Regions from separate parts of the Homo sapiens genome. Here region 1 is linked to region 2. A link is a loop called in an ENCODE intact Hi-C map of the cell type or tissue named here. Cell type or tissue: A673. All regions are shown on one strand. Region 1 overlaps CAMK1D (calcium/calmodulin dependent protein kinase ID). Region 2 overlaps CAMK1D (calcium/calmodulin dependent protein kinase ID).

Region 1 (2,500 bases), 170 kb after region 2:
CATTGATTTACGTTGTAAGTAACACACTACTGCCACCAGAGTATTTCTGGACAGTGTCTTGATAACTTTCGGTAATTTGGCTGTACCCTGTCATTCATTCCGTACATGTTTATTGAGCATCTATTATATGCTAGAAATGACATGAGCTATGGAAAATATGAACATGAAAAATAAAGAGCCCACAGATTAGTGACAAAGACAGAGAAGAAACAAATGCCTTCGATACAGTCTTTTGTACGTCAAAGTTTTTAGCCCTCTTGACAGTGGCTTGAGAGACCAGGTGTACAGACTTCTTTCGGGCTCAGGTCCTGCAAGTTGTGGGATGGGGGCCAGGATAATTTGCCACCAGCAAGCTTGGATTCAGCCACCTGCTGCTGCCCAGAATGCGATCCAACCTTTCCCAGTGAAAATGCAACCTTAGGAGTCAGGACCCAGGCAAGAGGGGGAGTGTGTAAAGACCTACACTGTATTCCACTAAGAACAAATAACTAATCACACAGCAGAACCTCTGGTATATAAACAAAGACATCCAGGCTGAACACAACCCCACCGGCGATATGTACCTCCGAGTGTACACCAGGGTATATAAAAAGTTATCCAAATGTCTGTTGCCTTTGACATTTGATCAATCACTATTGGAGTTTTCATCAACTTGTTCAGACTATATACCATGGATCTTTGCTGGGTGGATTAAGGTTTTGAATGTATTGCTTGTGTATTTCATCATGCAGTCAAAATCCACCTCCCACATAAGCCTGTTGTTGGATAGAGCTCCCAGTCATGAAAGTCTGTCCTCTTTTTCTCCCCTTCTATTTCTTGGTATTAATTTCAGCTTAATCAAGTCTTCTGGCCCTGTGATTCCAGGAACAGTTGGGTTCTGGCTAAAAGCAAAAGAGAAAACCGCCTGTTTCAGTCGCATAAGGTGATGTGGCAAGAACTTGTTTCTGAGGAATCCAAGATCTAGCCATTTTCAGCAGTGGTCATAGGGGACTGGAACGGGGGCGCCACCTGCAGGCTAAGGGGGAAAACACAGAGCGAGAAACTGAACCTTGCTTTAGGGGACAGGCATTTAAAGGCAAAGGAAATTCAGTCCCTCTGTGATAGACAGTAATGAACTCAGCAGGCTGTCTTGTAGATAAATATGCATGAGAATGCATCGTTGGAAGAGCTCTCACGTATTCCCTTCATTCCTGCCTTTTGGAGTTTCAGAATGTTTTACATTTTATGTTCATTTATATTTTTCTTTGTCAGAGTATGGAGATCCTAAAATCATCTGCCAGGGTATTTGCTGCTTCTTGGTACTGCTTGCTGCTCTTTTCAGAGAGAGCAGTGCCAGGTAAAATATTCTGCATTCTCATAAGAAGAGGTGAATGTCATTGCGTTCCCTGTTAATATGAGGCAGGGAAGGACGCTCTGGCCCGGAGCCGGAGTCCTCACACCACTTTGGTCTCTGTCCTTTCTAGCAGATCTAAATATCTACTCTGTCTACACCCTGTTTTTACAGAAACACCAGTGCTAGTCTAGAATGAAGGCAACATTGACAGCAGTGATGATCAAACGTTCGTTTTTCAATATGCCATGAAAAATAACTTGGTCCAAAATAAAATTCTGTCCTTATATTTCTATTTAGATGTATACCTCCCATAAAGGTAAAATGTTTTTCTCAGACGTAATTTCAGATTTTCTGTGTGCCCTACCAACAGATCAGGTTTCTCCTAAGTTTTTCAGTGGAAAATGTGATCGGCAAATGTATCAGCTGTTCCTCTGTTAGCTTTGTTGATTGATGCTTTTGAGGGGCAGAGTAGGTTTATTTGCTGATTTGTGCATTTTATCAGGTACAAAGGACATAGCAGATGTGGAAGATGCTTTTAAGAACTTCACCAAGAAGCTTGAGGGCCACCCTAAGGGAAGCTCCGCTCTCCTTCAACTGAAGCTCTCCAGGGACAATAGGAGCTGATGTTTTTGGAAGCGTCACACTGCTGGGGTCAGTGTTGCAGGTTCAGGAATGTCAGGATGCAGCCCTGTGTCTAGAGTACTCACAGCTAGGACAGGCGCACACATAACTATAATACCAAGCCAGCCTGCAGCAGCGCCATGGAGGGGCACACAGGGTGAAGAAGGGTGTCTTAGCTGGAATTGCTACAACAGAACGCTGTAGACTGGGCAGCTTCAATGTGGATGTGTATTTCTCACAGTTCTGGAGGGTGGAAGTTCCAGAGCAAGGTGGTGGCTGATTCACTTCCTGGTGAGGGCTCTCTTCCTGGTTTGCAGACGGCCTCCTTCTCACTGTGTTCTCACATGGTGGACAAAAAGAGGGCTCTGGCGTCTCTTCTTATAGGGACACTAATCGCATCCTGGGGGCCCCATTTGTTTGACATCATCTAACCTGATCGTCTCCCAAAGGCTCCATCTCCTAATACCATCATACTGGGGGTTAGGGTTTCGTGTGTATTTAGGGGTAGGGGAGACTAACATTCAGTCCATAACGGAGGGGAAGATT
Region 2 (2,500 bases):
AAGCTAATCGTGTGGGTATTTAAGAATGTCTCATCATGGTTCTTGAAGCTATTATGCAGGATTGCTTATCATTGTGGAATTCACCAGTTAAAGAGGAAGATGAGAACGTTTCAGTAAGAAAGCGTAACTATTTTGAAGGATCTGTCTGTTCCTAAGCATCTACCTACTAAAGTTAAGGATATGTTTCTAATTTGAACTGGTTGGTCGGGCACTGGTCCCAGTTAATGAGAACCTGAGTTATAGGTTTTTTTTTTTTTTTTTAAGAAAAAGAATTTCGATACTTTTAGCTTAAGCGTTAGCATAAACAAATGTATGGCTTACTGTGTAATTGTCAGGTGGAGGGCTTTAAAAGACACATTTTAATGAATAGACATTGTATCTAAATTGGATATCCATTTTCTTGGATTCATATTTGTTCTTCAAGCCTGTGAAAGCAAGTCTTTTTGCTGTGTTTGCTTGGCAGAACTTTATTTTCCAGATTGGGCCTGGCTTTTCTTCGGTCAGTGTGCTGAATTAGCACTACAAAATGTCATTAGTGGTGTGTGATTTAGTGAAGATTTTTAGCTGAAGATTCTATCAGAAGGAGTTAATGTCAGTTCTAAAATTGCCAAGTTTCTGCCTGGAGAGTTGCGTACACATTGAACATTGAGACCATTGACTTCACTACTGGTTTTTTGTTTTTCTTTCTTTTCTTTTTTTGTTTAAGATGGAGTCTTGCTCTGTGACCCAGGCTGGAGTGCAGTGACGTGATCTCAGCTCACTGCAACCTCCGCTGCCTGGGTTCAAGCAGTTCTCCTGCCTCAGCCTCCTGAGTAGCTGGGATTACAGGCGTGTGCCACCACGCCTGGCTAATTTTTCTATTTTTAGAGACAGGGTTTCACCATGTTGGTCAGGCTGGTCTCGAACTCCTGAGCTTGTGATTCACCCGCCTTGGCCCCCCAAAAGTGCTGGGATTACAGGCGTGAGCCACTGCGCCCAGCTGACTTCACTACTGTTATGGTCCATTCGGATTCTCTGGGGTCTGTAAGGGTTGGAGTTAGCAAACAGGTTTTTCTGTTTGAAGAATTGATTCTGATCTGGAACAATAGGTCTAAAAGGCACCTGTCTGTTTCCTAGACGGTCTCAAGCCAAGTACCACTGACTTCACTTTTTGCTGTGTTTTATCTTCCTTCCTTCCTTCCTTCCTTCCTTCCTTCCTTCCTTCCTTCCTTTTTTTTTTTCAGGTCTCTCTTTGTCACCCTGGCTGGAGTGCAGCGGTGCAATCACAGCTTACTGCAGCCTCAGCCACCCAGCCCAAGTGATCCTCCCACCTCAGCTTCGTGAGTAGCTGGGACAATAGGCATGCACCACCATGGCAGGATAATTTTTGAATTTTTTTCTGGTAGAGATGGGGTTTTACCTTTTTGGCCAGGCTGGTCTGGAACTCCTGGTCTTAAGTGATCCTCCTGCCTTGGCCTCCCAAAGTGCTGGGATTACAGGCATGAGCCATGGAACCCCAGCTTTTCAGTGTTTTAAAACCAGCCTTTAATATTGTGCTGACGTGACACTGGGGAAAATAATATGCTTAGTAGAAAAGAACATTTTAATTTATGGTCGGAGGCTGGGGGGTAACGTCTGCAGGCCCAGTTACACAGTCTGGTAAGGGCAATAGGCTGGAAGCGATGCTGTTAATAAAGTTAATAACACCATCAGTCTGATTTGTATGTAGAATGACTAAAAAGCATAGAAAGGCAAAGAGCCAATAATAGCTACACTAAGCTAATAGGGCAGGTCATTTCAGCACCATCTGATTATTTCTTGGTCTAATTTGGGATGGATATAATTTCACCGAGTGGTTGGTTTAGTGAACTGTCATGAATCAAAAAGACAGCTCCCAAATCCCTGATTCTTGTTAAAAGTCAGAGGAGTCCTCTTGAGGTTTCATCAGTTCCATTCGACTAAGAGTTTTGGAGCACCTAAAATATGCAAGTCACAGCACATTGTTCAGAGGCTACATTTTTGACCATTTTGTGATTAAATTGCTCTTGTATGAGAAAAGAATTTATTTTAAATTGATGTGCACTTATTTATTTATTTATTTTTGAGACCGAGTCTCGCTCTGTCGCCCAGGCTGGAGTGCAGCAGTGTGAACTCAGCTCGCTGCAACAACCTCCGCCTCCCGGGTTTGAGCAATTCTCCTGCCTCAGCCTCCCAAGTAGCTGGGATTACAGGCATGCGCCACCATGCCCGGCTCATTTTTGTATTTTAGGTAGAGATGGGGTTTCATCATGTTGGCCAGACCGCTCTTGAACTCCTGACCTCAGGTGATTCCCCACTCCTCGGCCACCCAAAGTGTTGGGATTACAGGCGTGAGCCACCATTCCTGGCTATTATTATTATTTCTTTTTGAGATGGAGTCTTGCTCTGTCACCCAGGCTGGAGTGCAGTGGCACGATCTTGGCTCACTGCAACCTCCACTTCCTGGGTTCAAGTGATTCTCCTGTCTCAGCCTCCCGAGTTG

The links. Peaks named below come from ENCODE experiments on the same cell type or tissue, not always from the same donor. Only the 100,000 strongest peaks of a DNase experiment are listed, where the experiment ranks them.
Region 1: it touches region 2 in a loop (4-fold over the local background); 2 of 110 quality-filtered maps call a loop at or near these places.

The regions. Positions count from the first base shown.
Region 1 is chr10:12,710,278-12,712,777 of GRCh38, forward strand. The region is part of intron 3 of CAMK1D (calcium/calmodulin dependent protein kinase ID); the gene reads left to right. Among named protein-coding and RNA genes, the nearest start is that of MIR548Q, 14 kb to the right of the region's middle. In A673, a CTCF peak has its summit at 1,012 (motif pointing left); a DNase peak (open chromatin) is centred at 1,004; H3K27ac peaks cover 1,991 bases.
Region 2 is chr10:12,540,679-12,543,178 of GRCh38, forward strand. All of the region lies in intron 1 of CAMK1D (calcium/calmodulin dependent protein kinase ID), which reads left to right. Among named protein-coding and RNA genes, the nearest start is that of MIR4480, 37 kb to the right of the region's middle. In A673, no CTCF peak of the experiment used is centred here; DNase peaks (open chromatin) are centred at 1,213 and 1,793; H3K27ac peaks cover 2,500 bases.